Regions from separate parts of the Mus musculus genome. Here all the other regions are linked to region 5. A link is a loop called in an ENCODE intact Hi-C map of the cell type or tissue named here. Cell type or tissue: heart. All regions are shown on one strand. Links, peaks and the distances in the headings refer to the core of each region. The heading gives the core; the rest is flanking DNA. Region 1 has its middle 130 kb from the start of Tfcp2l1. Region 2 overlaps Clasp1 (CLIP associating protein 1). Region 3 overlaps Clasp1 (CLIP associating protein 1). Region 4 holds the start of Clasp1 (CLIP associating protein 1). Region 5 holds the start of Nifk (nucleolar protein interacting with the FHA domain of MKI67). Region 6 holds the start of 2900060B14Rik (RIKEN cDNA 2900060B14 gene).

Region 1 (5,266 bases), core at 533-4,532, 440 kb after region 5:
GAACCTAGGGCCACATACATGCTAGGCAGCACTCTACCACGGGAACTCTATACTCAGATCACAGGGTTTTTGTTTTCTAAAATGTAATATTTTGTTATTGAGGGTTTCATACATGCATACAATTTATTTTGATCATATTCATCCTTCTTCAGCTAACTCCTCCCAGATCCACCCCCTCATCCCCTCCAGCTTTGAGCCATCACTCCTCCTCCTCCTCCTCCTCCTCCTCCTCCTCCTCCTCCTCCTCCTCTTCTTCCTCTTCCTCCTTGAATTTGTGCTCCCCGTGGACTAATTCACTGGAGCATGGTCAACATTCCAGGGGCCACACCTTTAAAGCAAACTGTCTTTATCTTCTCAAAGCCATCAACTGTCAATTGCTCCTCAGCTAAGGCCTGGGGCTCCCGAGCCCCTCCCTGTCCATGATGGAATGCTGACTGGCTTGGTCTTAGGTAGGTCTTACACAGGTAGCCACAGCTGCTGGGAGTTCTTAAGTGTAGTGGTCCTGTCGTGTCCAGAAGACACTACTTCACCCCATTCCTACTGGAATGGCTCTATGTAATAATCTTTCTGTCCCTTCTTTAGTGATGGTCCCTGAAACTTGGGGGATAGAGCTGTGACAGAGAAGTCCTGTTTGTGGTAGAGCACTCCGCTAACACTTAGTCTCTGCACTTTAACCAGTGTGGGTGCCTGTTAACTATCATCTACTATACAAGGAAGTGTCTCTGTTGAGTCTGAGAGCTGTACTCAGACTGTGGCAAGAGTTCACAGGGCTCACTACTGAGTTGTCTCTTGGCTGTTTGTCTTTAAGTCAACTGTATGGTTTTTGCATGTGATGTTGTCATTGTTACCAATGTCCTTTTGCCATGATGTCAGATTGGAGACAGCAGCTATTATTACTTTACTGTAAAGTCACAGGTCTGAGGATTATTAGGACATGGAGAAGTGGCCGTGGCTCTGCTGACTCTAAGCATCAACTTTAGGAGAGGAACAAAAGGCCCCAGGCAATCGAGCTGACCACAGTGATTCACAGAGTCCTTGGAGCAAGGCTTGCTGGGTCTCCTCTCAGACTAGGAGATGATGTAATAGAGAAGTGTGGCAGGTGACAGCCAAAAGAACCAAGGACTGAAGCAGGAGAATGACTGCCAACATACAGCCAGTGAATCCTCTTGCCTTCTGGGCTCACCGAGACTTCTCTCCTCGCCCTGTTTTATAGTGTGGATGTCAGTCTCCCTGGGCTGAGAATCCCTTTCTCCCTTTGTCTTCTCCCCAGAGAGCGCTTACCCGAACATCTACTCAACATCAAGATTCTCCAGGAGCTTTCCAGAAAGACTCCCAGCCAGCCCCTGTAATGGGAATAGGAACTTTCAGAAGTGTCCACAGCTGCTCATGAGCCAGGGGTTCTGGGAGACGTTGCATGAGGTCCCAGTGTTCTCTAGTTCCTGGTGGGAGGGTGGCAACAGGAAGTTGGTCCTGAAGGTCACTGAACTGGTTTCTGTGACAGGAACCTGACAAAGGCAACTTAAAGGATAAAAGGTTTCTTCTGGCTCCCAGTACACAGATGCAGTCGGCCATGGAAAGGAAGTGGCTGGTCACACTGCAGCCAGCGTCGGGAAGCAGAAGGAGATGATGCTAAGCTGACTTCCTCCTGTACACCTGACCAGGCGCATCAGTCCACCTGACAGTACCACTGACATGCAGAGTATTCTCCTGCCTCTTACCTGGTCTGGATATTCTCTGTGGAATGCCCACAAGTTTGTCTGTATGGTGGTTTAGTTTAGTTGGCACAACCTAGAGTCCCCCTGGGAAGAACATATCAGCGAGAGATTGTGTAGATCTGGTTGGCCTGTGGGAGCGTTGGGGAGGGGGGCGTGTCTCTTGATTTTCTTAATTGATGTGAAATTCAGTCCATATTTGTATGAGAATGTCATAATGCAATCTATTATAAATCTGTATAATTTTCAGGGAATTTAGAAATATTGGATAGAGCGCCAGAGAGATGTCTCAGCCTGTAAAAGTGATTTGGGAGAGCAAGCTACACAAGCTGTCCTCTGATCTGTCTGTACACATGTGCATACCCACCTACTACCACGGCATACAACCCCCACCCTCCTCACACACACATCATGTACACAATAGTAATTAATAATACTGACAACATTAAAATCTCATTGGATGGATCTGAAGGCTGAGGGCTACAGGTTTGCACCACCCAGCCCCAAGCTGACTCCCTCGGGAGTCCATCACCCCACCCCCAGACCTCATTAATACTACAGCTGCTTCCCCTGTTTCCAGGTGGTGAACACATGGAAGCCATCTGCCCCACGAGGCACCCTCCCTTTCCCAGTGATGATCTGGAACCACAGAGATGAGCAGGAAACATCTGCTCCTAAGGTCTCATTTTGTGATCAACCCTACTCCTAGGTCAGACAGGACAAACCCTGATGATGCCTCTGTGCCCACCAACGGCATATTGTTACTTTGTTACAAGAGTAACAAAGTCGAGAGTATCAAACCGTCAGGCTGCTGCAGAGATCCAAGTGAACAGTTACCCTGGGAGACTCACCTCTCAAAACTGAAATCTCCTTGCACCTACCTCATTTCTGGCCATCTACTGCCACCTGCTGGCAAGACAAGTTCTATGTGTAAGAGGACAAAAGGAAAGCTGTAGGAATTTCCACAGTTGCTTCTCCTACACAGTACCAAGAGCATCTGTTAAGACAACACACATGGTGGTGTTACGGTTGATGTGGATTTCTTATGCATCTCTCTATGAGTGTATGATGTGTGTGTGTGTATGTGTGTCTGTGTTCCACGTTTGCTTGTGTACGTGTGTTTGCAGGTACTTGTCAGCCTGTGTCAGTAGCAAGCAGAGGTTGAGGTTAGATATCTTCCTTGATGGTTCTTCACTTTACATATGAGGCAGGGTCCTTCACGGTCCCAGAGTTTGCCAATTCAGCACATCGAACTCTCCAGCTTGCTCTGGGGATCTTGTCTTCGTCTTCTGAGCTGTGGGATAGATAGGTGGGCTGCCACATCAGACAATGAGATTGCATGTGCATGTCACCACATCTGACTTTTTAAAAAGTAAAGCCTTTAAAACACTTTAAAAGTTATATCTATTTAATTGTGTGTGTGTGTGTGTGTGTGTGTGTGTGTGTGTAGTTTCATGACCTTATGTGTATACCACATACATACATGTTTCTGTGGAAGCCAGAGAGGGCACTAGATCTCCTGGAACTGGAGTTGTGAGCTGCCTGATACCCCTATGCTGGGAACTGAACTGGGTTATTTGCAAGAGCAGCCAGCTTTTAATCACTGCTCTCAAGACCCCCAAACCCAGCTTTTCATGCAGTTGCCGGGGACTGAACCCCGCTCCTCCTGCTTTCAGAGTTTATCAGTAACTTTCCTAGTGCTGTGAAGAAACACCACGACCACACCCACTTATAAAGGATGGGATCGACTCACGGTTCCAGAAGGAGAGGGTCCATCGTGATGAGAAGCACTGAAGCAAGCAGCAGGATGGCGGCTGGAGCACAGAGCTGAGAGATCACATCTTCAACTGCAAACACAAAGTAGACAGCAGGCTGTAAGCCCGCCTCCAGTGACCGGCCTCTTAAAGGTTCTGCAACTTTCCCAAATGGCACCACCAGCTGACGCCCAAGTATTCTAACACATAAAGCTATGGGAGAAACTTCTCATCCAAACCACCACCCATAGCAAGTTCTTTCTAGACTGCCTCCACTGATCCCAACTTCTCTCTTCTGTGGGACTTAAAGCCAGTGACTATAGGTTCCAGATAACTCCAGATGCTTCCAGGGTAGCCAATAGCTTCAGATGTCATTTGCCACTGGGCTTTGGGCTCTTCCTACATTTGGCTTTCGAAAATTGGTTTCCCTCTGTCTTATATACATTCAGGTAGTCTCTGTCTCTCTGTCTATCTCTCTCTACTTCTCGCTGTCTCTCTATCTCTCTCTCCCTCCCTTTTCTTCCTTTCTTTTGGGGATTATATAGCTGTGGTTGGGACTCATTGTGTAGGCCAGGCTAGCATCCACTTACAGAATTTCACCTGTCTCTGCCCCCCAGGTGCTGAGATTGAAGGCAGATGCCACCTTGCCTAAGGTGGCTATTGCCAATAATGTCTATTTTATTTTAAGCAACAGGTCTAGATATTTCTTTTCTCATTCTCCTCCTCCTTCCCCCCCTTTCTTCTTCTTTTTCAAGACAGACCCTCACTATGTAGCTCTGACTGTCCTGCAACTCACTATGTAGCCCAAGCTGACGCTGAATTCTCAGAGATTGGCTGGCCTCTGCCTGCCAAGTGCTGGGATTAAGGGCATGTGCCACTATGCCCAACATGTCTGGGTATTTCTAATCAGGCTTATTTTATTTTAGTATGCCTAATATATAAATGAAAGTCCTGACTTTATATTAAGTGTTTAAATATACCCACAAAGAGTTTAATCAGTTGTTAAGGTTAAATTAGAAGGGAATAAAGGGACAGAAAGGTCCAAGGAGAACACAGCCCATGTGAGAAGCCAGTCTCACTTCTAATACCAATGGCAGAGTCAGGGTCCCAAGGCTAGCGTTTCTGTTTTTAATTTAACATTTATTTACTTGTGTGTACATGTGTACATGTGTAGTTGTGTATGTGTGTGTATGTAGGTGTGTGTGCGTGTATGAGAGCTCATGCCAAAGTACAAGTGTGGAGGGCAGAGGATAACCCTGGCAGTCCATTCTTTTCTTCGACCGTGTGGGTCCTGGGTGTTGAACTTAGGTTGTCAGGCTTAGCAACAGGCACCTTCTGAGTCACCTTTTGGTGAAGACCAGTACTGTTACATCCGTTACAGGCTTGGAGTTCCCCACAGTCCTGACGAGTAAGAAAACACCTGAGCCTTAATGAGTTTTATTGGGTTCACCATCTGGGCTCCATTAATTCCCCCATAACTGACCTTAGCCATCAACTCCAGCCCTTGCAGGGCTCAGGGTCTGGCTTTATGTCACTTACCTGGTCATTCTGTGAACAGTCCTGTGATCATGGAAACAGACCTGTGTGTGTGTGTGTGTGTGTGTGTGTGTATATATATATATATATATATATATATATACACACACACACACACACACACATATATATATATATATATATATATATATGAATGAGAGAGAAATGATAGTGTTTTCAAAATGGTTTGACTGGAGAGGGAAGACTCACCCTTAGTTATGGCAGCACCATTCCACAGCCTGCATCCATGGACTGAATAAATAG
Region 2 (5,266 bases), core at 514-4,513, 150 kb after region 5:
GCAGAGCAGACAATTGATTCCAGGTTTTGACTCACCTCCTGCTGTGTACTTACCATCCTTCCATTGATAATCCTAAAGACCTTGTATTTGGACAATGTAGTTTTTATAGACTACTTGGAGACCTAAATGATTTTCTCCTTGAAGGTGTGTTGTTTTGTCTTGGTTCTAATGATGTAGCTTAGGATGGCCTTGTACTTACTACATAGCCCAGAGTGACTTTGAACTGCTGACCCCTGCCTCTCTTCTGAATGCTGGGATTATAAGCATGCGTCCCCATCTCACTCATTTCCTTTTCATATAATTATAAAAATAAACCATATTAGTGAAGGAAAATGAGTAACAACATAATTCAGCTATTGACAATAGAACTCCTTACCCCTACATTTTCTTAGAGCCCATTTTCCTGTAATTGTATAATGTGTGTTGCTCAAACCCTATACTTGTATGTATACTTTTATATCATCTCCAAGATTCTGCCATCAGTAGGACTGGGACCAAAGCCATGGCATCTGAGTCCTGCCCTAGTAGTCTCCAGTGGGTACAGGGGTGTCTGGGGCAGAGGCATCCAGTTAGTGCTAAAGACAAGCTTCTCCTTCCATGTGTATATTCAGGTTAGTTTGTGTTGCTTCTTCAGTGGGAAAATGATCAGCACCAAGAAAGTTCAGGGTAAGAAGCAATAGTCATTGGGGCTGGAGAGAGGGAGGGAGCTCAGGAGGTAAGTGCAGGTGCTGGCAGAGGACCTGCGGTCAGTTCGAGCACCTCCATCTGATGCTCACACTGCCCCTGTCTCCGTTCCAGGAGATCTGATGCGCTCTTCTGGTCTCCTCAGATAACTGTATGTACCTATCTACAGATATTCAGGCATACAAACATACATATAAATAAATAAATATGAATCTTAAAAACAACAACAAAAGAAACAGTAATTGTGGCAGAAGAGAATAGTTACTGTAAGACAGAGTCCATGATTGGAGTCTTACCTAGAAGAGACTATATATAAATATCCTCCATGGGTTTTACAGAATATGTGAAGTATAATTTAAAAATCAGAAGTGCCAAAGCTGGGCGGCTCCAGATGCCTGGCGGCAACATTTAATTCTCCATGCCCGTATGTAAATACTGTCTCCAAACTTACTAAAATATTTCCTCCCCCAATTGTGTATGTTTGTCTTGTGTGGATATGAAGTGATGCATGTGCCCTGTAAGGCAGTGTGTCGGCAGGTGTTCAGAGGTGGGGCTTTGAGGAAATGGTTTGATCTTCATAACTCCAACTTCTTGAATGAATTGATCCATTCGAAGATTCATAATTTGGTGCTATTGTTGGGCGGTGGTAGTAAGTAGTAGACTGGGTCTGACTGAAGGAAATAGGTCACTGGGGCATGTGCCTAGAAAAGCTGCACCTTGTCCCTCGCCTCGTCCTGACCCCCTCTCTGCCTCTTTGCTGCCATCTTACCTCACTGTGACCTCCCTGCCATGATGCATTCTTTGGCTCACAGGTCAGGTCAGGTTAGCCACCCAGCTGTGCATTACTCTCTGAATCCAGGGTTAAACCAAGACTCCTCCTTTAAACTCTTGCAGGTAGCACTTCTTGTTATTCTCTCACTTGAGGGACTGAGGCAGGAGGACTGCTGTGAATATGAGGTCAGCCTGGGCTACAACGTGGTTTCCAGTCTAGTTTATGGTACAGTGAGATCCTGTCTTAAAAACAAACAAACCACTTTTTTTTAGAACAATAAAAAGCTGATTAGCACAGCGTGTCTGTGTCTGCAATATATGTGGGCTTAGGAGTAGGTTTGAGCATGAGAACAGTTGTTTCGGGAATCTATGGTAGAAGCGGTAAATGATGAGGACCGCTTAGCTGAAACTCTCCTGAAGCCTCCACTACATTTGCTGTGTTTGACATTGCTACCACCTCCAACAATGCCATCACATTGTGGATCTACCAGCGGATTCATTCATTTATGGAGTTAAAGCCTTCAATAATAGTCATTTCTTCAAAGCCCCATCTCACTTACCAAATGTTCAACACACAAGCTTTGGGGAAGAAACTTTGTATCCAAACCTAGACACACACACACACACACACACACACACACACACACACACACACACACGCACGCACGCACAACTTGGGCAGAGCATAAATATATTTATATGTATTTAAAGTTATTAAAACTAAACTGTTTAAAAGGGAACAGTACCATGGAGGCAATCTTTAAACATTTTGGAGTCCTAACCTAAGTAACTCCTTTACAGTAGTTTTGAGAGCTCAGGCACTCACCAATAGTCTACAATCAGACTACCAACCCTCCAAAACCAAGCTGCATGGTCATCTTCTTGCTAGAGTTGTTGAACTCTGAGCTGGTGTACAGACATGCAAGGGCTGTGCAGTAAAGCACGCTCCCACCTCTAACCTCTGCCTCCGTAACTCTCAGGGTGAAAACTCTCTGAGCTGCCCTGGGCTGCACGTTTTTGGTGTTCTACTCATTGTAAGTCTGTAAGCCCCTCTTTCATCAGTGACTGAAGTAAATGTACGTATTAGTTTTAGGGCTTTCGTAGCTTCTGTGGGATTGTCACCATAGGCAGTCAAGCCATCTGCACATGGGAACACTTGCTTCTTTCACATCTGTCTTCCTTTTGTCTTCCTCTCCTTGGCTTACTATGTGGAGTAGTGTAAACAAGGTTGACAGCGTTGGCTCCCGTCTTGGCTCTTTCACCACTGACACAGTGTTAGTAGTTGATTATGAGTTAACAGAACAAAACCAGAAAAGCTTTATTGGAGGCTGGAGCGATGGCTAAGGGGAAGAGCACTGGCCGCTTTGCCTGAAGAACCAGAGTCCATTCTTTGAACCCACGTGGCAGCTCACACTATTGGTGACTGCAATTCCAGGGAGTCTAATGACCTCTTCTGGCTCTTGAAGGCACTGCATGAGTGTAGTGTACAGAGACCGCAGGGAACCCACCACTTATCTCTCTATCTCCACCACTTTATCACTTTATGTTCCTTATCTCTCTTTGTCAGCCTGCTTCTCTCTCCCTCCCTCCCCCTTTGTGTCTCTGTTTCTCTCTCTCTGTCTTGCCTACACACATACATACCAAAAAGCAAAACCAAAACCAAAATCAACCCTTTAAAAATACCCTTATTAAATTGAAGTAGTTCTTACTTGTTTCTTTTTAATTACAAACAGCTTTTGCATTTAATTTTCTTAGATGTCATCATATGTTAAAACTACATTCAACTCACTATCTGAAACTTCACTTTCATGTCTGAGTGTGTGGTTACATGCTTATAAGGCCGTACTTGTGTCTGGGTGCACATTTATACTTTTAAAAGTATGCATTTTGGTTTTTTTTAAATATCAAAAAGTATACACTCATCCTGCTGTTTAGTTTTGTGATATTTTATTACTTCCAAAAAAAAAACAAAACAAACAAAACCCATGTCAATTAGCACACATACTCATAAGCCCTGGAAACCTACTTTCTGTCTGTGTATGGTTTTGCTCTCATGGACATTTGGCTTTTCTGTTTGACTTCTTGCACAGAACAGTGGTTTTAGTGTTTAGCCAATAGGTACAATCTATCCATGCTCAATTTCTAAATCATCCCCCCTCCACCCATTGTCATTGTGTAGCACTGTCTTGGAACTTGATATATAGACCAGGTTGGCTTTGAACTCACAGAGATCCCTCTTGCCTCTGTTTCCCAAGTGCTGGGATCAAAGGCGTGCACCATCATGCCCAGTGGCCTGGCTCATAAACAGAGGCCTTACCTCAGCTGACTGTAAAATAGTGTCTTTCCAGTGGCCTGTGTCATTCAGGTTCCTGATCTGAATTGTACCAGCGTGTGGACAGTGTTAGGATGTGATGAGTGCTGCTCCGAGGTGACCAGGGTGTGAGTGTGCATGGTCCCCAATCACAAGTATAGCCAGTGTCAGTAGCAGCTAGCCGGTAACTGAAGTGGGTACTCTTCCTGTATGTCTTCTGTCATTCTTTAGTTTTGCAACCTGGTGCAAGCCAATTCTTGGCAGTGCCTGCTTGCTGTTCTTATCTGAGGAACGAAACACCCCAGGAAGATTTGCAGAATAGTGAAATGATGTTTAGGGCCCTTAGCACTGTGCCTAGATGGAGCTGGTGCCCAGCATGATTGGCTGACCACCTGTAGGCTGGCTGGCTGGCTGACTTACTTCTACCATAAAATGAATACTATGTGAAAATAAATTCATACTTATGATAAAAAAACTATTTCAAATTATTGGAATATGCATTGACATTTTTCCCCCAAAGCACTGTTTTATTTATATGGGGCTTTAATGTCTCTAGTTTTAGGAGGAGAAGGAGAGGTTCCCTTTTCACCCAGGGGCCTCTGTAGTGTTATAGGGAGCACCGTGGACTCAGTACACTAATGACAGTGTTTGTCTTTCTCCGCTAAAGCCACCAGATATCAGGCTCTACTTCTGGAAGAATGCAGAATGGAGGATTTTATGTTATTACTCCAGCTTCTGTTTCTAATGCTTTGAAGTCATTTGACAGGATAGTAGACAGGTGTGTAATGCAGTGCCGGATCGCTTCATTTGTGTTTTGCAAAGAAGCTGGTGGACTCTGTTTAACCGCCTTTGCTGCATTGGCTTTAGATGCCCAGTGGTAACCTACAGGGTCATACTTGTACACCCTAAGACCTTGTTCTTTATACCAATTACTGTTGTACAACAACCAAGCGGCCTCATTTCCGCATTCTTGGTATATATATCAGAAATACTAGTGCGGTTTTGAATATGCTGGGGCCAGGGAATGGCACTATTAGCTGTGGCCTTGTTGGAGGAAGTGTGTCACTTACGAGTGGGCTTTGAGACCCTCCTCCTAGCTGCCTGGAAAACAGTATTCTCCTGTTTGCCATCGGAACAAGATGTAGAACTCTCACCTCCTCCAGTGCCACATCTGCCTGGATGTTGCCATGCTTCCTGCCATGATGATAATGCACTGAACCCCTGAACCTATAAGCCAGCCCCAATTCATTGTTGTCCTTTTTAAGAGTTGCCTAGGTCATGGTGTCTGCTCACAGCACTGGAAACCCAAACTAAGACAACTAGCAATTCTTTTGCACAGCCTGTCCACAGGAATGACACAGTAGCTATTTGTATTTCCAATTAGCTGCTTTATGTTTGCCCTCTACCTGGGATCTGCTGCCAGCTGTCATTGCAGTCACCGCACAGCCAGCGTTTGCCTTATCTCAAACAAGTGAGTCACTGTGCTGGAATCAGTAGCTT
Region 3 (5,266 bases), core at 495-4,494, 180 kb after region 5:
TATTTTATGCTTTTTGGAAATCACTGCTACCTGATGTTAGATTTCCTTTTTATTTTTATTTACTCCAAGGTGATTTTAGCATCCTAAATGACTCACACTTGCTACATGAGTCCCTGGAATTTTGATACATAAGCTTTAATTTTGCATCATTAAAATGTTTACAGTAGAGTTGGAGGATTGCTCAGTGGTAAAATGCTTTCTGCACAAGCCTAGCACCCCGAGTTCATCCCCAGTCCACAGTGGAACAGAGAACTATTTCCAAAGCTGTCCTCTGACCACATATGCACCATGACACATGCACAGTCACACACACACAAAAATAACAACAATCACATAAATTTAAACTGTTGATAAGTAGGTTGAATTTTAAAAACCATAGATAATGGGTTTTTTTTTTCTTTTAAATTTTGAATGCAACAGAGAAGATATTGAGCCTTGCTGGCTTGAAAGTTTAAACATGCATAGTATAAATTTAAAAAAAAAATCAGCTTCATTAAAGGAGATGAAGCCTAGAAAACATACTTTTTGCCAGTCTGTCTAATTGACATGTTTGTAAGTGATAATTTAATTCAGTGTCAGCAGAGGTGTGGAGCAAGATAGGCACTTGAATCTCCAGGAAAGTAGACATTTATATGGCTTTTCAGAAGATAAACTTAGTACTTTAGTAAGCATTTTCATGCTGATTGACCCAGTAATGTTGCTTGTTGGCATTACTTAACTTAAAATTGGCAAACTAGTTATTGGAAGGTGTTTGTTGCAGTCCTATTTCTTTTAATTTTTTTTTGCATTTATTTGTTTGTTTGTTTACTTATTATTTTGTGTGTATGTGTGCATACATGCTCACATGTAGGGGTGCCAAGGTGCTTCTGTGAATTAGTGGGGGTTAGTTCTCTCTGTTTGTGATATGGGTTCTGGGGGATCCATCTCAGGTCGTTAGGCTTGGAGGTGAGCGGCTCTACCCACCAAGCCATCTGGCCAGTTTACAACCCTGTTTCTGATAGTGAGATATTGCACAGCTAAACTACCTGACAGTGGGTGTCTCAGTGGGGAATTTCCACTCACAAAGTACCTTACAACTATTATAAGTAGCTTTATGAAAAATACTCTACCACAATGGGAAAAGTTGAAATATTTCAAGAAGTTGCATTGTTCAGGTATTTTTTTGTAAAGTGCATTGCACTTTGTACAGAGGGACACATGGTGATCCTAGCATTGCACCATGTACAGAGGGACACATGGTGATCCTAGCTCTCAGGATCACGAGTTTGAGGCCAGCCAGGGCTGTAGAGCAAGGCCCTGTTTGGGGAGGAGACTGAAAAAAATGGGGCTAAGGAGACTCAGTAAGTTAAAAAAAAAAAAAGACCTAGTGGTACAAGTGTGATGACTTGATTTCAGAGTCCAGAACTCACATGAAATCTGGACTGACAACATGGGCATCTGTGATCCCAGCACTCCTGTATGGAGGTGGGGGCCAGAAACAGGAAAGGTCCCTGAAGTTCACGGACCAGCCATAGAACACCCCTATCAAACAAGGTGGGGGGTGAGGACAGATACCTGAGATGTCCTTATGTGTACTTACATATTCATATTCTCTCTCTCTCTCTCTCTCTCTCTCACACACACACACACACACACACACACACACACACACACTCACACACACTCACACACACACACTCACACACACTCACACACACATACACACACACACACACACACTCACACACACACACACACACTCACACACACTCACACACACACACTCACACACACTCACACACACACACACACTCACACACACTCACACACACACACACATACACACACACATACACACACACACACACACACACACACAGTGGGAGAGCATTCCGATTATCTAAGGTAAGAACAGTCTTAGTAACTGCATTGTAAGCTTGGCCAGGACCTTACTTCCAGATGTAAGTATTTTCAAGACTGATGGTTGTTCTGTATAGGTAAAAACTTACCGCTTTCAAACCGTGGCTTCTGTGCTTCCTTTTCAGAAAAAAATTTTGATGATGAAGATTCTGTGGATGGCAACAGGCCTTCTTCTGCCAGCTCCTCATCATCCAAGGCCCCATCAAGTTCCCGGAGGAATGTTAACCTGGGGACCACCCGTAGGCTCATGTCATCCAGTCTTGGATCTAAGTCTTCAGGTAAGAGCACATCCTATATGGTGTTCTGGGGTCATCATCAAGAGTACTCGCCTACTGTGTCCCCGTGTGTGCACTCTCGCTTGCAGTCTTGGATTGGCCTGCCACTTTTCTGTTGATGCTGATGAGCTGGCAATCCTGGCTTAAGATGCCCGGTACTCCCCGGCATCACTCAGTCAGTACAGGCAGAGGAAAGCACAGCCCCACGGTGAATCAAACCCTGTCTGGTCATCTGGATCCAGCCTTGCCTTGGCCACCACTGGGCTTTTTACCACATCGGTTAAGACCAGAGCCAGATTGGAATCTTGAAGATAAGATTTGTTCACACCGGTAGCATTTTTCCTTGTGAAGATCAGTGTGAGTGTTGGGTAAATAAACACAAGAAGACCAAGTGAGATGGCTCAGCAGGTAAAGGCACTCAATGCACAAGCCTGGTGATGACAGTCAGTCCTTAGAGACCTTCTCCCAGTCACTCCTCGTCTTAGACAGATTGACTGGCTATCTATACCTCTGACCATGCCTTTTGCTGTCACATTTAAGTTTACACTCCAGTTTCTTACTCTTTCCCTCTAAAACATCATGTACCCACTTGCTTTAAAACCGCGCTCACTGGTGATGTTGTGCCTCGGGGTTGAGGATAGGGAGGTGGGTAGAATCCCACAGTGGTGACAGTGCTCTGCCTCTGGGTAGTCACTTCTGGGTGACAGAAGGCCTTAGGAGTGCTGCTCCCTGGTGGTCTGTCCTGGAATTACAGTGTCTTGACTAGATTCACAAGGAGCCACTGCCCTCTCCAGCCCTGCCAGTCTGCACTGAGCCCTGTGGGCCACAGGAAGGCCTGTGTCACTATGCTTATGTTTGTCATTCTTCCGAATATTTTCGAGTGCTGTTAATTTTTTGTTGTTGAGTTTGTTTACTTAACACAAGCTTCACTATTTTTAAAGGTTTATTTACTTTTATTTTATGTAAATGAATGTTTGCCTGTGTGTGTGTGTGTGTGTGTGTGTGTGTGTGACTGACTATGTGTATATCTGGTTCCTGCAGCACAAGTCCCTGGAACTGGAGTTGTAGATGACTGTAAGCCAGTCTGAGTTCTCTGTAAGAGCAGCAAGTTCTTTTAACCTCTGAGCCATTTCTTCAGCTTTTCAAGGGGAATATTTTCAGTGTTTCATTCACCTCCATTGTAGCATGTATCAAGACAGTGTGTGTGTGTATGTGTGTCTTGCATATGCACACATGTATACCTGACCTGCTTATGGAAGTCAGAGGACAACTTGGGGAGGCAGTTCTTTGTTTCCATGATGTGCGTCTCAGGGAGCAAATTCAGATCGTCAGGCTGAGGTATCTCACCTGCCCCACCGATATCCCTGTAATGTATTTGTCTTTTCTCAGTCTTCCCTCGAGTGATGGCAATTCCATAAACAGGGAGGGAAGGCAGTTCCTGCACAATCCCATGACTGCTTTGCTGCCCAGCCCTTACCCCGAGCCCTTCCAGGAGTCTCCTCTGGGCCAGTCTTCAGGCCTGTCCTGATCCTTTCTTCTTTAACACCATAGTCCTGATTGCTGTAGATGCTTTTTAGATGCTGTGAGTTTATAGGCTCACAGTGCTCTAATCATATGCCAAAGCAAAAGGAGGGCTGATTGCACACCATAGCCCGTGACTGCCCATGTGCCTTTGCTGCTGTCATGTGAGCACATTTCCTGCTACTGGGGGTATATTTAAACCTATTTTTTGTTTTATTAAGTTTTAAGTGATCCAAAATACAATTTCAGTTTTGTATATTCATAATTCTGTAGTAGATGTTGTATACAGTGTTCAGTTCACATTATCTTTGTTTTAAAAGCTTTTTTTTTTTTTTTTTAACAGCTGCAAAAGAAGGCGCTGGTGCTGTGGATGAAGAGGATTTTATTAAAGCCTTTGATGATGTACCTGTAGTGCAGGTGAGTGTGGGTCTGTGCTGCTGTTAAAATCAGCGTAGTGCTTCGATAAATGGCTTAGTGGTTTAAAGCCTTCAAGAGGACTGAATTTGATTCTTAACATTCATATTGAGATGCTCACAACTGTCTGTAACCCCAGCTGCCGGGTGTAATCACGCTCTCTTCCAGCACCTTCAGGTACCTACAAATGTGCCACACACATATAACACACACGGAGGCACACAGGAGGAAAAATAGATTTAAAAAGTAAATTTTTTTAAAATCAAGAGAGAAATAGTCTTCAGTCTTTCTTTTTCACATATATCTATACAAGACAGCTTTATGTTACAGCGGTGAAATGCCTGTGGCAGCTAACTCTATAAAGTGAAAAGATTCATTTAGCTCATAACTTTGGAAGCCCAGAATACAGTGTATATGGAGCAAGCCTGGGAACCACGCCTTTTCCATGTTACTTCACGGTGCTGGAAAAACGGCCCTGGAACAGCCGGCAACTCCTGTCAGACCAGCAGAGAGAGAACAGGGTGGGTCAGCTCAGGCTTTCATAACAAGCCTTCTAGAATTATCTCTGCAGTGACCTGTTAGTTGCACCACCCAGGCTCCTGTCCTTTTCACACAGTGGACTTTTGGGGACTCCTGTCCAGACATCTTTACATCATTGCATGCAGAATCTTTACCTCTCATTGTGGAAACTGAAACTCTCAAGACTATACAGGATCTAAGGTACAGATTAGAAAATGTGAGGGCCCTGTAAATTACAACAGGAACCGAAGTCTTGGTCCCCTTTGATGTCTGTGGAAGAGTAGGAAAGATGTTACGTAGAGTAAGTTTGTCAGGTTACAAAAGAGGCAGTGGTGATGGACTAGAACAGAAGATGAAGATGCACATTTAAGAATTTTTTTCTTAGAAAACTCCCTCATAGCCAATGAAGTACCGTAGACACGATGGAGGATGCGGCTTGCTGGCTCACTCGCAAGTCCATGCTTAGCTGGTTTCCATGTACAGTCCAGCAGCCTCTGGCCTGGTGGTACCATGGGCTAGGCCCTGCTTTACCAATCAGTAATTAAGACAGTCCCACACCAACATTCCTACAGGCCAGTCTGACCTGAGCAGTCCCTTCATTGAGCCTTCCTTCTCAGATGATTCCAGGCTGAGACAAG
Region 4 (5,266 bases), core at 629-4,628, 67 kb after region 5:
TTGTTGGGCCTCCCCTCAACCTATACGTAACACAGAACTTTGATAATTTCATCACTGAGCACAATACCTGGTATAGGTCTGTTCCTACATAACTGCTCTGTATAAATGAAGAGTACATTTAGCTTTCTGACTTCTGGGTGAGTCACTTTTTAAAATAGTTCTTGGAGTTCAGGGGGAGGTTAGTTCCCTCTTAGAGCAGTTGATTAGCAAGTGAGGTCCTATTCCTCCACTGCTTTGCAAACAATACCAAACATTCTTTTTTTTTTTCTTTTTCTTTTTTACTATGTAACCATCTCTAGTAAAGGTATGAGTAACAATATGAATCAAGTGTGGCTATCTTCATTTTGTTTCCAACTTTTCTATTAAACGTGACCTTTTAAAAAAATCATTCACTCATTTGTTCATTATTTATGTTTGTGTTGAGTATTTATTGAGCTTATGGGCCATAATGGCCATGTGGAAGTGAGCAGATAACTTGTTCTCCCCTTCCATTGTGGAGAACAGAATTCAGGTAACCAGGCTTGTCAGCTTGTGCCTTTATTCAGTCATCTTGAGTCATCTCCTGTGTCCCTAAAAGTAGAATCCTAAAGACAGACCGATATCCATGTTCACAACATTGTGTAGAATAGCAAATGACGAAAGTAGCCAGGGTGGTGAATGCATGTACTGACACATTATTCAGCTTTAAAGAGGGCACTCTGGACACATGCTACAACATGCACTGACAGCTCTGGAGTCTATTAGACTATGTGAAATGAACCAGTTATAAAAACACCAAGACTGGGCTGGAGAGATGGTTCAGCGGTTAAGAGCACTGACTGCTCTTCCAGAGGTCCTGAGTTCAATTCCTAGCAACCACATGGTGGCTCACAACCATCCATAATGAGACCTGATGCCCTATTTTGGTGTGTCTGAGACAGCTACAGTGTACTTACATATAATGAATAAATAAATCTTAAAAAAAATAAAAAGACCAAGACTATATGACTCCACTTTCAAAATACTCTCAGTATTTTAATCCATAGAAAGCAGAATGGTGGTAATCAGAGCTAAAGGTAAAGAGGAATTACAAATTAACAGGTGCATTTTTTGTATGACAAAAAGAAAGCAGAAGAGTGGCTACTTAACAATGTAAGTGCACTGAACTGTACAATAAAAACCAGCTACAACGTTTCTTTTGTTAATATGCACAAATTCCTTCCCATTGAACTTATCAAACTTTTCTTGGGTTTCTCTTTTCCTTTCCAGTTGACTACTCTCCACACATTGTTCTCCCAGCATACCACCCACTTCCGCTCGGCCCTTGACCCGGCGGTATTTCTTTCTAGAACGCGCTTCAGGGTTTTCCACCCACGGTTAGTAAACTTGCTTGCATTTACATCTTAAAGATGTTACTTTTTCTATATTCAATCACGAGTCCCGTCCTGCATGTGAATCCTATACCTTTTCTGCACCACACAGGTCTGTGATTGGCTTTATTGTTTTGGCTTGCCTTTCCAAGTCCGGAAGATCTGACGGCGTTATCACACATCTCCCAATACATACACATTCCCGCACAAAAGAGTCCCCATAAACACCCAGTCTTGACAGAGGAAGCCAATCCGACACTTTAAAAGTGATTTTCACCAGTGTACAACTGCAACACAAAAGCTCTCAAATCCAAACTGTTGGGTAGCACACGGGCGTAGAAGGACAAAACAGGGCGTCCTTAGGCTCCTTGAAAGTAGCGCTGCAATCTGCATAGCCCAAAAACCTCAGATATAACCTGAAGGCCACGCGGGACGCGAGGCGACGTTGTTGTGAAGGAACTTAGAAAAGAAACTGGCACACTCTCACACCAATCTCAGCAGCCTCCACCTCGCGCCCTGGCTCGCTAAAGCGCGAAGAACGGTTTAAAACCTGGGCTTCCGGTAGCAGCGCTTGTACGCATATTCAGGACAAGCCCAACGCGCTGTCAGCTACGGGAAGTCGCGGGGGCCAATTTCTTTCACTGAAGTCGCCCGGTAAATAGCGGGCACCCGTAACCCAGAAGTGAAAGATTGTTTAATTCAAGTATCAAACACCTCGACAATCAAAGGAAGTTCCGGCTGGAAGCGCTCCTGACTCCTCTCTAGCTCTTTTATCGCACAGCCTTCTCCTAGTCTTGCTCGAGTTTTGCTTCCTCTCCTTTAAAGGCTCTAAACATTCCTTAAATTCTCCTTGGTCACCTTTTTTTATTAAAGCACCTTTATGCTACGGGTCGCCATTCGGGTCAAAGGCAAAGGCGGCGGGACCTGAAACTTCATGCGGGCCCCAGCGCTGGGCGTTACCATAGAGAGGAAGCCACCTCTCTGGGCTGAGATTACAGTCTCTATGGTTCAGCCCGGCCGGTGGCGGTAAGAGGACACAGGGAGACCTCTCTGCGCAGGCGCATTTTGGTTTTTCATTTTTTTTTTTTTTTTTTTTAATCCCCGCACCAAGCGCTTAACCTCATTGGGGTGGAGGAGAAGGCGGTGGCTGTCCGGTCCGCAGCCGCAACAGTAGTGAATAATAGAACTGTAAGTACCGGGTTTAAGACGAAGAATGCTCAGAATGGAGTCCACTGGAGGGCCCTGCTTCTTTTCCGAGCGGCGGCGGGCGCAGGGTCCGGGTGGGGACGGTGTCCAGTGCTGTCAGCCGCTCTGGGGTGCACTTTTGGGGGAGGGGGCGGCCCTGGGATGGGATCTGGGTGAGGACCCAGGACGCGCGGCCTCCGGCTTCAGTTCTGATTGTAGGCTGCTTTGCAGAGGGGAGGTGGGGCGACTGTGGGGTCAAGCCTGGCTTTGTGTGACTGTCTCTTTCAGACCCCACCCCGGGGCCCCTTCCTGACCCGGAGTCTCCCCTGGCCGGCTTGGGAGACGCCAAAGCAGCCCCGGGATCTCTTTGAAAGGAACCGAGATTACACTGAGCGGGAAGGGGCTCCAGGAGAGAAAACCTCACTACAACTAATCATCGGCGAGTGATGGGTGTGGAGAAAGATTCAGAGGGAAGAAGGGGTTGTCGGGGAGGCAGGCCGGGCGGCCGGTGCCCCCAGCCTGGGCCAGACAAAAGCGGAGCAGCCGGGGCCCAGCGGGGTGCGGAAGGTCCCCTTGTCCCAGGAGGGCCCCTCATATAGGATCTTTGCGAAGCAGGGAAGAGCGGACAAGCGCTGAGTTAAGCCTGTGCAGCCTCTCCAACTTGCCTTTGTTGTTCTTCGGTATTGGCAGAGCCGCTCTGACGAAGATGAGTGTGTGATCTTGCACGTTGGTCTGGTTGGATACAATGGAGCGGATTGAATCTTGCTTTCCATTTTATGAGTTGCTTGGATGAGTGTGGGGTTTTCCAAAGTCAATCTCATTACATAATATATCTAGATTTTAAAAATAACTGTGTTTATTTCTTAAATTAAAAGAACAATTAGTTGGAGCCTTAAAGCATGTGTGTCGCATCCGGATGGATTTCTGTGCCGGGATCCGTTCATGAAACACTGACCTAATGGTGGAACCTGTGAGTTCTTTAAACCTGATACTTTAATTTGTGATGTGGCAATGAGCGCTTTGGACGCTCCAGTCCTTTGGGAGATAGTGATGTGGAAGGGTCAGGAGCGATGCCTTTGCATCTACCTTGTACCAGATTCAGGTGCCACAGGCTAGTATCAATTCTGGCCTTAGAGATGATAATTTTATTGTTATTCATGACATATATAGAACTCTTGTTATGAGGGATCCTAAACCGAATGGTCCGGTTTCTTATTCATGGAGTAGGAGCGAGAATGGCAACATTGATGCAGCGACGTAGAGATAGGGAAAATAACACAGCGCCCCAGAGAACTGAGTATTGTTTATCTTTTTTACTTGCTAAGAAAGACTTAAATTTTAATGAGCTGTTTGTTCATTCATCTTTGTAAAGTTGACTAATTGCACCCTTGTAGCAGTAAAACTCAAAATTTCAGTTTCTGTAAGTCACTGTTTATTATGGGCAACATGTAACTGTGTTAGTTTTTATTGTCAATGTGATACAACCTCCTTTCAACCTGAGAAGAGGGAGCTGTGACCTGGGAATTTCCCAGATTAGATTGGCCCGTGGCCATGTCTGTAAAAGCTTGTCTTTCTTGGCGGTTGAGGTGGAAGTGCTCAGCCCACTGTGGGCAGTACTCTCCCTAGGCAGTCCTGCCTGTATAAGAAAGCTAGCTGAGGCAGTCTGTTTTCTGTTTTCTTCTGCTTTTTTTTTTTTTTTTTTTTTTTATCTGAAGCCTTGAAACTCTCTGTCTTGCTATGAGGACTCCTTGTGTTTTGTGTGCCAACTTATGCTAATGAAAATTTGTTTGTAGGCTTCTGAATTCTGGCTCCATGTCAAAATTAGAGGAACATCTTACCTGGCAAGATGCTATCCCTGCTTTATGAGTTGTAGCTAGGGACAGGCTGCTCTGTGAGCAGATTTCCTGCCTGACTTCTTTGAATTTAATTACTCTCTTACCTCTTACGGATTCGGGACACATTTTCTCCCATGAAACTCTTATCACTGAAAGTTCAATCCCATGTGAACCAGTGATTTTAAATGTCAGAGGTTATATGTCCCAATATCATGCTCTGTGTGAAGAATATCTAGATTCACCCCTTCACTTCCCCATGAAAGTAGAGGATGGTAGAAGTTCATGTGGGGGAAATAGTGGATGAGAGGAGATCCAGCATCATCTCAAGTGTAGACTTTGGGGATCTAACTCTGATGTTGGTTGGGAACACTTGTTCCTTTGTTGGACTGTTTTTTTTTTTTCTGGTCTAAGTGGAGAAATGAGGTTGTAAATTTGGGTGATTAAGGCAGCCTTGATATCAACTGCACCACCCTTAAAAGTTGGATGAATGAATGCCTATGGATATAGCTTTTACTATTTCAATGTTTTAAAATGAGTTTGCACTTCTGTATATGTTTATTACTTTTTTTGGGGGGGTGATATGATTTTACAAAGAGCCTTTTCAAACTTTAAAACAGTGAGGTCTATTTTTTAAAATAAAGTTTCGAATATATATATAAAGAAAGAAGAGAAAGCTAGCTGAGTGAGTCAGAGAGCAAGCCGGTAAGCAGCAGTTGTCTTGGATTCTGCTGGGAGTTCCTGCTTTTGCTCTTGCCTTGACTTCAATAATGGATTGTGACCTGGAAGTGTAAGCCAAGTATTACCCTCCCCCCTGTAAGTTGCTTTTGGTCATGGTATTTGTCACAACAAAAGGCAAACCAGAGCAGTAGCTGTCTTAAATCTTTAAAGCTTTAATTA
Region 5 (5,266 bases), core at 438-4,437:
CAGGAAGGTAACTGATACACTCAGGAAGAGGGAGCTTCAATTAAGGAGTTGCCTCCATCAGATTGGCCTGGGGATGTGTCTTTTGGGGCATTTTCTTGATTGGTGGCTGACGTAGGAGAGCTCAGTCCACCGTGGATGCCAACATCCTTTGACAGATGGCCTGAGTTATATAAGAAAAGTGGTTGAGTGTGAGCCTGGGAACAAGCCAATAAGCAGTGGTCCTGCATGGTTTCTACTTCAGTTCTTGCCTTGGTTTCTCTCGATGATGGATTTTAACCTATAAGGAACAAAATCTTGCTTCTCCCCCAGGTTGGTTTTGGTTTGTCTTATCATAGCAACAGAAAGAAAACTAGGACATCCCCAGAGGACAGCCTGCTGGAGTTGGTCCTCACCTTCTACCATTTGGGTTCTATGGTCCAGTTCAGGCCTTCAGCCTAACCTCCATAGCCTTTACCCTCAGACCCATCTTGCCATTGATTGCCTTCCTCCTTTTGTAGGGACAGGGAGGGTCTCATGTATCGCTGGCTGCCTAGATGTTGGTTTACTCAGAGTTGGAAGTAGAAGCCAGAGCTTCATAAAAGGCAGGTAAGCTCTGTGCTGAGCCTGCACCTCCAGCCCCTCTTCCAGTGTTCCTTATGTCATAACATTCCCCAAAGGGGCTTAAGGAAGCCCCATCTCCCCAGAAGTTGCTCTCTTAGATAAAGGGCTTCTTTTTTTATCCACTGAGTCTCAAAAATATTTTGCTTAAAATAATCTTCAGACCGGGTCAGTAAGGTGGCTCAACAAGTAAAGGCACTTGCCACTAAGCCTGAGTCCCCAAAACCCATACCGTGGAAGGAAAGAACTACAGCAAGTAGTCCTTTGACCTAGACACATGCGATGCAGCACAAGGGTGCACACACCCATACTCACTGACAGGCATACACTACACACAAAATCAATCAACCTGTCAATCAATTAATCTATAAGTAAATAAACAAATGGAGAAAAGACAACTGTTTCAACATAAGAAACTCTTACAAGCTTCTCCTTTTGTTTTCTCAAAATTCCTATTGTGTTACCTAAAGAAACTTACTAGGGAACTCAAGAGATGGCTCTGTGGTCAAGAGCTCACAGTCCTTAATTCCAGTTCCAGTGTTCTGATGCCCTCTTCTGGCCACTGCAGGCACTGCACATATAGGGTACATATACAGGCAAAACACTCATCGCATAAAAATAAAATAAATGGGGACTAGACAAATAGCTCACAGTTAAAAGTATTTTCTGCTCTTCCAGAGGACTTGAGTTCAGTTCCCAGTACATTGGACATCTCTCAACAGCCTGAACTCCAAGTTCAGGAGATCCGACACCATTATTCTCTATGGTCATCTGAATTCCTGAACACATACCCACTCACAGACACAGGTGTATAATATCAAAAATATAAATAGGTGTTGGATTATGCTGTGGAGACTTCCATGATGAGGACTGGTGGAATTTCAAGTCCTGAACTTGAGAGACCTCGGGGACTGGTGGAATTTTTTTCTTGTAGGGCAGGGTCTGGCCACTCTCCCACTTTTGGATGGTTAGAAAACCATTAGGGACGTTGGAAAACATGCGGGGGTGGGGGGACTGGGGAGGTTGGCCACTGGATCTCCTCAGGCAGGGGCCTGGCCACTTTCCTGCTTGAGCGTTTACAAAGTTTACAAAAGGAGCCCACAGAGGGGAAGGCTTTTCCTGTTGCACGTTGGCATGAACAGGCAACGGGCATGGCTAATGTTTGAGACTTTAAATTTGTTTTTGAGTCCATGGAGCCCAGGCTGTCTTCGAACTATGTTTATGAGAATGGCGCTGAACTCCTGATCCTCCTGCCTCTACCTCCCAAGTGTTGGGATTACAGATGGGGGCAGGGGGCGTGGCTCCAGTCACATTTTATGAGGCACTGGGTTTCAAACCTAGGACTGAGAACAAGCGCTTCACCAACGGAGCCTTAATCCGATTTTAAATGTTTTTAGTTTGTGGCCAGTAGGTGGCGCTCGAGCTGCCTCAATTCTAGACACCGGGGCCTGCTCTTTTGCTACACTTCCGCCTCTACTTCCGCTTCCGAGACGCGAAGGAAACGTCACTTCCGAAGGCTCCGCGTGGATTGACTTGTTCGGGTTCTCCAGCATGGCTGGGTTAGCAGGCCCCGCGAAGCCGAGTCTGGCATTGAACCCGCAGGAAGACTCGCAGTTTGAGAAGGCTCTGACGCAGATCCAAGGGCGCACGAAGAAGGTGAGCGGCGCGGGGCGGCCGGGCTGGCTCGGGAGCCAACCTCTCACGGGCTGGGAGACGATGGTTCCAATCAGGGGACCGAGGCAGGTCAGGAATCGGTGTGAGGTGAAGGAGGAGGGGTACCACGTGTGGGAGCATGGCACCCCCAGATCTCAGAATGTGTTAAAGCTGCCACGCTTCCGCTTTGACCTGCAAAATGAGGGTTCATGGTCTACCGCAGCATTCGGAAGGTGTGTTATGTCCCCTTAGTTTGTAGTGCTTAGAAGACGGAGTAGACGTCCCGAAGCCCACGTCCTGGGAGGATCGAGAGTCAGAATACAGCTCAGGGTCAGAATTCAGAATAGGGCTTCAACCTGTCAACCTGTCGAGTTCAGTTTGTATGCAATGTCCCTAACGGAAGTTTATAGTCCCTTTGGTTTGCACCATGGAGTGCATTGGAGAGAACGACAGCTTTTCTTTTTTTATTGTTGTTGTCCTGGGGGTCTTTTGGGAGGGTCGCTTTTGTTACAGTGTCAGTATAGGGTTTATTGTAGCCCAAGCTCACCTCACATTTGCTGTGCAGTCGAGGTCTTGAACCCCCTATATCCACTTCATGAATACACTATAGGTCACCCGGTACCCTACCTGACAGGAAACAAGTTCTTGTTCTCTGGGGTCATAGTATGGTGATAGAGAAGGAGAGTCTGCACCATGAAGGTTAACAACCGGAAACAGTTAAGATTCGGTGTAATAAACTGCCAACTGCATTCGGAGTTGAAGGTCTTGGTTTCACAGTGTTACTCTGAACATGACAGACTGTTACTTGCTTGTCCATTTAGCTCTTGAACACATGTTGTGCTGACTGTTTTGTAGGGACAGGTGGGTGTGGACATATGTGTGCCTTGGTGTGCATCATGGTGCGTGCGTGTGTGGGAGTCTGTCTCTTGCAGAGTCTGTGGCTCTGTGTGATTGAACTCAGGCCTCAGCCTTGCTCAGCAAGTGCTTAAGGGAAGAGAGATACCAAACACGGAGTTTTTCAGTTTCTGCCCTGATAGAGTTATGAGTTTGTTCCTGGACCAAGGGGAAAGAATGGTGTTGAAAATTTGTTGCAGGCCAGGCAAGGTGACTTTTACCTTCAATCCTAGTGTTGGAGAGGCAGAGGCAGGCAGATCTCCACCTAGCCTCTGAAAGGACTTTAGGAAGCTGGGTGGCGGGGACACACACCTTTAATCTTAGCACTCAGGAAGCAGGGGCAGGTGGATCTGTGTGAGTTTGAGCCTAGCCTGGTCTACAAAGCTAGCTCCAGGACAGCTGGGGCTACCCAAAGAAACTCTGTCTCAAAAAAAAGAAAAAGACATTAGAATTAATTTACTCTGAGGTTATGGAATGGTAACATACTTTCGTTGAAAAATAAAGACCTTTGCAGGGCATGGTGATATAGGACTTTAATCTTAGCATTCAGCAGTTAGAGGCCAGCCAGGTCTACGTAGTGAGTTTTGGGCCAGCCAAGGCTCCATAGTGAGATCCGGCTCAGAAAAATGTGTATACGCACAAACGTTTTGGTGTAGTATGAGTTTGTATTTTTAAAATGTTTATCTGTTTTAGCCTCAGCAAAAGAAGAAAGAAAAACTTAACCGTGGAGTAGTTTATCTGGGCCACCTACCTTCAACACTTTCTGAAAGCCACATCTATAACTACTGTGCCCAGTTTGGCGACATTAGCAGATTCAGATTGTCTAGAAGTAAGCGGGTAAGATTCTGTTCCTGAATTCAACTATGTATATTTTGCTTGTCAATTGTATGTCATCCTTTGTATTCATAGGCACAGCGTTGTTACCTACAAAGTTCCTGCTCGGGAACTTTTCACAAGCCAGGCATGGTGGCACCCCCCTTAAATCCAGCACTCAGGAAGCAGAGGCAGGTGAATCGGTTTAAAGCCAGCCTAGTTTACATCATGAGTTCGGAGATACCCACAGCTACATAGAGAGAGCTTGTCTCTAAATAAAGTAAATATAAGTAAAGTGATTTTACAAATTGCAGTGGAATCACAAGAAAGTAAGCTTGGTGTAGTGGCCTGCCTTTAGTCCCAGCACTCAGGAGACAGGGACAGGCAGAGTTTGAGGCCAGTCACGGTTTCATAGTGTGGATTTCTATCTCAATAAAAAGCGGGAAATCATGAGGCTGTGGAGATAGCTCAGTCTATAACTGTCAACCTACAGAAGCCAGGAACGGTCATATGCGCATGTGATCTCAGTGCTGGGAACGTAAGGCTTGCTAACCAGCCAGCCGAGCTCAGCTCCAGGCCAATGACAGAGACACCCTGGGAAATGCCCAGAGGTCCGAGCGCTTGTGCCATAAACATGAAGTGGAACACGTGCACACACACCCCTTCTTCAAGCACCAAGTGAAAGGCCAGGTGTGACCCCAATATTGGAAGCTGGAGCCACTGATTGTAGAACTTGTTGCCAGCCAGTTAAGCCAAAAGAGCAAGCGACCAGCTCAAGAGAAAGTCCTGTCTTGAGAGAGTAGAAGGTACTGTGCGCGCTCCGGCCTCGGCCTGTGCACAGACAAGGTGGTGGAGCGCCTTGCGGAACAGCACTGAGACTTCATACTTGGAGTTGGCTCACCTTTGTTAGAAGGTTCTAGCTGGGAGCTCACCCGACAGGCCGAGGGCTGGATGTGCTTACAGGGCACAGCCACACGTTGCTTACAGGGCTTCCCTCGGGAAAATCGGGCAGCAAGGATTGAAATTTATATCAATCTCAAGAGCAGAATCAGTGTTCTAAGTGTTCATTTAACTAAGGTAGTTGCTTCTCGTCCTCAGACTACACAGACAAGTAGATCGTGTTTATTTTGCGACTGCTAACCCTGGGGTTAATGAACTTAAGTTTGGTTTATGTAAGGTTTCTCTAATAGAGCCCCTAAAACCACAGGAATCATTTTTTGTGAATTTGCTTTTACCGGGGTTTAAGTCAGGGGATGGAAATTGTCGCTTTGTGACCACCACCTTCTTGAGGCCTACTGCCAACTGATTC
Region 6 (5,266 bases), core at 501-4,500, 140 kb after region 5:
CTTTAATTTTAGCAGTCGGGAGCTACAAGTTTGAGGCCAGCAGGGGCTACATGCTAAGGGCTACATAGACTCTGCGCCTCAAAAGAATTATACACTTTCAAGTATCTAATTCCTCCCAGTGCTGGCTTGGTGTTTGAATTAGTATATAGATTTACTTGTAAGCTGGATGAAAACCCAAATACGGAACCCTTTATCTGTATTACAACATTTTCCAAAGGGAGCGCTTCTTAGTGTATCACAGTCTTAGGGCAGCGGTGAGAAAGCTGGTCTCCAGTAATTACTGTCCGGCTGCCCTCTAGCATACAATAAAGGAACTGCGAGGAGGGCAACAGTACACACGCGGCTACTTTAATCTTTAAATGTTTAGGTAAGGAAGAGAGGTTTTGTGGTTTTTTCCAAAAATTGCACCAAGGTAAAGCAGAGCTCTAACCGATGCAGGTGTGTTGTCAGGCGTTAGCAGTACTGCCCTCACTACGCGTTCATTGGACAGTAGCGCAACCCCAAGAAAAGGATGGTTGCTTGCAACCACGCGCGCCCGGCAGCCAGAAAGCTCTAAGTCCGGGTTTGGTTGCGGTGACCACCGCAGGAGGCCTACCCCAACCTGCCCGGTGTACAGTATTTTCTTCGACTGCTGCTTCCCACGTCGAATACCCTTTCTGTTTTTCTGAAACTCCCAAGGGGCTTTCTGAAGCCTGCTTGTCTTTACCCAGAAGGCCGCGCGTCACAAGTCTGAAAATTTGCATACACGCCTTTCTGGGCGGGGCCGGAGGGAGGCTTAGAGTTAGCAATTTGGGGGGAGGGTGCGACCTGGTAAATTTGCATACGCAACTCAAGGAGAGGGCGGGGCCGCAGTAGGCTCCTCTAGGTCGTGCTGCTTCAGTGGAGTTCCGCTTCGGCGAGTTTTTCTTCCAAACGGTAGCGGGTTTTTCCGTGCCGAGTACCCTTTCCTGACCAGCCAGCTCAGTCTTCCCAGTCGCTGGGCGCCCGCGGGGACCAGCTATGTCAGCGCCATCCCACTGCACCGCTGACGCTGTGCTTCTTTGCGTTGCAGGTGGTTCTCTTGGGCATGGACATCCTGTCGGCACTGGTGACTAGGCTGCAGGACCGGTTCAAGGCGCAAATCGGCACAGGTGAGCCTTAGCTAGCATAGCAGGCTCTCATCCTTCCGTCCCACCCTGGACTCACCCCACATCGTGGCCTCACCGCCCCTAAACTGGTACCTTCCCCTCTAAACCCGAATTATTATAATATTGCCAATTGAGGATTTTTATGCCAGTTTAGACATCAGCTTGATGCCAGCCAGTACGCATTGTCCTCTCAACCTCCTCGGAGACTCAGTTTTCTTTGAAAAGTCCTACAAAAAAGGAGCCAGTTGGATTTTTCCACCGTTTAGATGTCTCTAAATCAGTGTGTTTCATGGTGGCGATGTAAACACTAAGCAATTCTGTTTATACAACTGTTTCAGTAGCAAATTTCTCTATTCTCTTTTCTTGATTCCCTTTTGTGTGCGCAGTGGGTGAATAGAATCTATGTCCTCTGTATGCCAGCAAGCAATAACCACTGAGCCACAGTGTCAGCTGGAATTCTCCACTAGTGTTCATTACCAGTGTCTGTCTGTCCTTTTCTTTTTCTGTAGCTTTGCAGTCAGTGCGCTCACTGAGAAGGATGGTGGGATCCTGAAACTTACTGTTAGGAATCTGATGTTTGAACCATTTTCCATTTCCCCCCTACATTAGCTCAGGACTCATGGATTCTCACCAGAGGCCTAACGGGGTTGGAATAGACATGGGTGGGCTGGCCCATGCTTCAGTGTGTGGGTGTGCTGTGTGTCTTTTGTATGCTATAAGTAAAATGTACCCAATGCCACTGAAGCATGCTGGTCTGTTGCTTAATGTTTCCATTGCATATGTCATTTCAAGCATGGCATTCCCTACAGTGTATTTCAACCACACCTCCACTCTTACAGTTGCCTCTATTTCCCTCTCACTCCTGCTTGATACCTTCTTTCTCCACTTAGCTCCTTCTACATTCCTGTCTTTCCCCTCCCATGACCTACCGAGTCTCACTAGGGTTGCATGCAGAAGCGTAGCTGAGGGATGTTTATAAGGTGAGTCCTTATGCATACCCCCTGATGAGAATGGCTCACTCTCCCAGCTGCAGGGGACTTTGGGGCTGTGGGAGCCCTCCTACCGTAAGGTCCCTCTCTCCCTCCCACACTGGGTGCCACTGGCTGGTCTTCAACATTGCCTGCAAAGGATGACCTTGAACTCCTGATTCTCCTTCCTCCACGACCCGAGTGCAGAGATTATAGACACAGTCCTCACCCATCCCTAGCTTTGGAATAGCTACCTTAGGCCAGCAAACTGCAGATGAGCGGCGGGTGACCTCAGATCTCAAGATGTATTCTCATTTACTCCATTTCCATTTTGGTTTCCAGTGTTGCCAAGTCTAATAGACAGACTGGGAGATGCTAAAGACTCCGTGAGGGAGCAAGACCAAACCCTGCTGCTAAAGATCATGGATCAAGCTGCTAATCCCCAGGTAGGCCAAGCGAAGTGGGACTGTCTTCACAAACCGTGTGTGCGACTCTCTGGGCTTAGTTTCTCTTAAGCTAATGGGTTAGAGGTTGTTTTAGTCTCTATTGCTTCAACAAACACCGAGCAGAAGGCTAGTTGGGGAGGAAAGGCTTTGTTCAGTAGTTTATGCTTCCACAGCACTGTTCATCATTGAAGGAAGTCAGGACAGGAACTCAAGCAGGGCAGGAACCCTGGAGGCAGGAGCTGATGCGGAGGGAATGGAGGGGTACTTCATACTGCCTTGCTTCCCATGGCTTGCTTTCTTATAGAACCCAGGACTACCAGCCCAAGGATGGCACCACCCTCAATATGCCGGGGTCCTCCCCCATTGATCTCTAATTGAGAAAATGCCTTAGAACTGGATTTCATGAAGATGTTCCCTCATTGAGGCTCCTTCCTCTCTAATGACTCTAGCTTGTGTCAACTTGACATAAAACCAGCTAGTACAGAGATGACCATTCTTATGTCCCACAGCCCTTCCTCATATGAGAGATCTAAATACATAACTAATAGACTGTTTCATTTGAATAAATTAGTGAGTTGGAGTGTTGACTGTTTGATTACTCTATTAGGCCCTTTAGCTTATTTACATGACTGGCTCTCCATTTTTCTGGAAAGAGGCAGCTAGTGGTATCGGAGGAGCCAGTAGGCCTGGCTAGGGCTGTGCTTCCTATATGATAGTTAGCTGGGCTTGCTAGAATGGATGGATCCAGCCCTGTCTTTTAGGGTCACACTGACCATTGTTAGGGGTTGCAGCTGGGGCAGCCAACAGCAGTTTCCCCAGGGAGATAAAACAAGTCCTGGAGTGAGCCTCAGTGAGGAGACAGAAAGCAGTGTGTGTACCCACTATGCTTTGGGCTGAACTATTCTCAGTCATAAAATGGGGCGGTTATACCTCTTTAGGGCAGTTGGGAGAACCCAGTGATGTTACATAAGTACATATGCTTTTCACACTTTAACTGGGTGTGTTTAATAAAGTTGTACCTTGTCTAATGTCAATGTGATTATGAGAGGAGCCTGGGGGTGGGTGGGTATGGGACCAGTTTGGTTCCTGCCAAGAGCTCTTGTTTTGATGACTCCTGTCTTACTGTGAAGAGTTGCAGAATCCTTTCCCTCTCACCTGTCCCTTGTCGCCTACAGTATGTGTGGGACAGAATGCTCGGAGGCTTCAAACACAAGAACTTCCGCACAAGAGAGGGCATCTGCCTCTGCCTTATTGCAACACTCAATGCGTAAGTCTGGGGTACACCTGTAACTCTGCTTAACTAGAGCTTGCCCGCCCCTAACTCCCTCCCTTCCTTCTCTTTCCCTCCCTCTCTTCTCCCCTTCCTTCTTTCTTTCCTTCCTTACATAAAAGGTAGGGTCTCATGTAGCACTTCTATCTTAGACTCCTTTTATAACCGAGTACTTCCTGAACTCCTGATCCTCCTGCCTCCACCCCTTAACAGCTGAGATTACTGGCATAGGCCACCATGTGTCTGGGGAAGCACTCTAAAATTTGAATCACATTTCTAGCCCCTTGGCTAAAGCTAAAAACAAAATAAAACAAAACACCCCCCCCCCCTTTTATCCTGAAGTAATTAAATCTACAGGTAGTTGTAAGACATGAACTGGGACATAGTTCCTCTCCCTCCACCTGGGCAGTGGTAAGACTCTGTACCCTGTAGAAATTGCTATTGTTGTCTACAGAGCTTGCCCACATTGCCACAGCTGTACACAGAGTCTGTGTGTGTGTGTGTGTGTGTGTGTGTGTGTGTGTGTGTGTGTGTGTGAGAGAGAGAGAGAGAGAGAGAGACAGAGATAGAGAGACAGAGAGAGGCAGAGACAGAAAGATTCCTGCCCACTACCCTTTTGTATGTACACTTTATAGTCTGTGGCAACCACCAGTTTGGTCTCTGTCTCCATGCTTTTGTGGCTTCTCAAGTGGAATCAACCCTGTGATCTTTTCAGGGTTGCCATTTAGATTTCCACATAGTTAAATTCCCTAGAGGCAGCACTGTATGCCACTGTATGAAACTCATGTTTCAATGCTGAGTAGAATCCTTCCGTTTAGAATCTTCAGTTTAGTATATAGATTGACTATACAGTATAGAATATTTACTATAGATGTAGCCCAGTTTATCTAGCCATTTATCCATTGAAGACAATATGGGTGACTTCAAGTTTGGGCCTCCTAGGAGTACAATTGCTATGGACATGTATACAAGTCAATGCAGAAGTATAAATTTTCAGTCCTCTTGAGTAGGAGTACAATAGTAGGGTATTTTTTAAGGCCACTATTTTTTGTTTGTTTGTTTATTACATTTGGGAGTTTTGCCTGCATGTACATCTGTGTGCCTCGTGTGTGCTTGGTTCCTTGGAGGCCTGAAGAGGGCATTAGATCCTCTGGAAGTGGAGCACAGGTGGCTGGGAGCTGCCATGTGGGTGCTGGGCACTGAGCTGGATCAAATGCTCTCAACCACTGAGTCATCCCTCCAACCCCGACCCCATCTTTAGGTTTTAAAGAAACTGCTGAAATACTTTCCAGAGTTCCCTGTGCTGTTTTATGCCATGTATTCACAGAGGGTGTCTGTGACATCAGCATTGGGACAGAGAAAAGTGGCCAACAGGCTGGAGCATTGTCCTTAAAGGTGCTTGTTTCTCTTTCAGAGGACCTGAGTTTGGTTCCCAGAACCCACATCAGGTGGCTA

Evidence for each region. A loop is a pair of places that touch in the nucleus more often than their neighbours do. Peaks named below come from ENCODE experiments on the same cell type or tissue, not always from the same donor. Only the 100,000 strongest peaks of a DNase experiment are listed, where the experiment ranks them.
Region 1: it touches region 5 in a loop (6-fold over the local background); 22 of 42 quality-filtered maps call a loop at or near these places.
Region 2: a loop joins it to region 5, with 6 times the contacts of the local background. A loop is called at or near these places in 30 of 42 quality-filtered maps.
Region 3: it touches region 5 in a loop (5-fold over the local background); 15 of 42 quality-filtered maps call a loop at or near these places.
Region 4: a loop joins it to region 5, with 3 times the contacts of the local background. A loop is called at or near these places in 17 of 42 quality-filtered maps.
Region 6: it touches region 5 in a loop (6-fold over the local background); 30 of 42 quality-filtered maps call a loop at or near these places.

What each region holds. Positions count from the first base shown.
Region 1 is chr1:118,757,150-118,762,415 of GRCm38, forward strand. No RefSeq gene overlaps it. Among named protein-coding and RNA genes, the nearest start is that of Tfcp2l1, 130 kb to the left of the region's middle. In heart, for the core only: a CTCF peak has its summit at 2,633 (motif pointing left); no DNase peak of the experiment used is centred there.
Region 2 is chr1:118,474,188-118,479,453 of GRCm38, forward strand. The region is part of intron 8 of Clasp1 (CLIP associating protein 1); the gene reads left to right. Among named protein-coding and RNA genes, the nearest start is that of 2900060B14Rik, 18 kb to the left of the region's middle. In heart, for the core only: a CTCF peak has its summit at 2,913 (motif pointing left); no DNase peak of the experiment used is centred there.
Region 3 is chr1:118,495,610-118,500,875 of GRCm38, forward strand. Clasp1 (CLIP associating protein 1) reads left to right here. Exons shown (of 43, transcript NM_001359328.1): 9 at 2,025-2,177; 10 at 4,039-4,112. Among named protein-coding and RNA genes, the nearest start is that of 2900060B14Rik, 39 kb to the left of the region's middle. In heart, for the core only: a CTCF peak has its summit at 2,913 (motif pointing left); a DNase peak (open chromatin) is centred at 2,912.
Region 4 is chr1:118,386,985-118,392,250 of GRCm38, forward strand. It overlaps Clasp1 (CLIP associating protein 1), which reads left to right and starts at 2,074. Exons shown (of 43, transcript NM_001359328.1): 1 at 2,074-2,537. In heart, for the core only: no CTCF peak of the experiment used is centred there; DNase peaks (open chromatin) are centred at 1,327, 1,977 and 2,337; H3K4me3 peaks cover 3,571 bases; H3K27ac peaks cover 2,886 bases.
Region 5 is chr1:118,319,745-118,325,010 of GRCm38, forward strand. It overlaps Nifk (nucleolar protein interacting with the FHA domain of MKI67), which reads left to right and starts at 2,099. Exons shown (of 7, transcript NM_026472.4): 1 at 2,099-2,253; 2 at 3,838-3,981. The coding sequence starts at 2,149. In heart, for the core only: CTCF peaks have their summits at 1,151 (motif pointing left) and 2,004 (motif pointing right); a DNase peak (open chromatin) is centred at 2,087; H3K4me3 peaks cover 2,302 bases; H3K27ac peaks cover 1,373 bases.
Region 6 is chr1:118,458,750-118,464,015 of GRCm38, forward strand. Clasp1 (CLIP associating protein 1) reads left to right here. Exons shown (of 43, transcript NM_001359328.1): 3 at 1,052-1,130; 4 at 2,438-2,541; 5 at 3,717-3,808. It overlaps 2900060B14Rik (RIKEN cDNA 2900060B14 gene), which reads right to left and starts at 516. Exons shown (of 1, transcript NR_027901.1): 1 at 1-516. In heart, for the core only: no CTCF peak of the experiment used is centred there; a DNase peak (open chromatin) is centred at 802; H3K4me3 peaks cover 960 bases; H3K27ac peaks cover 782 bases.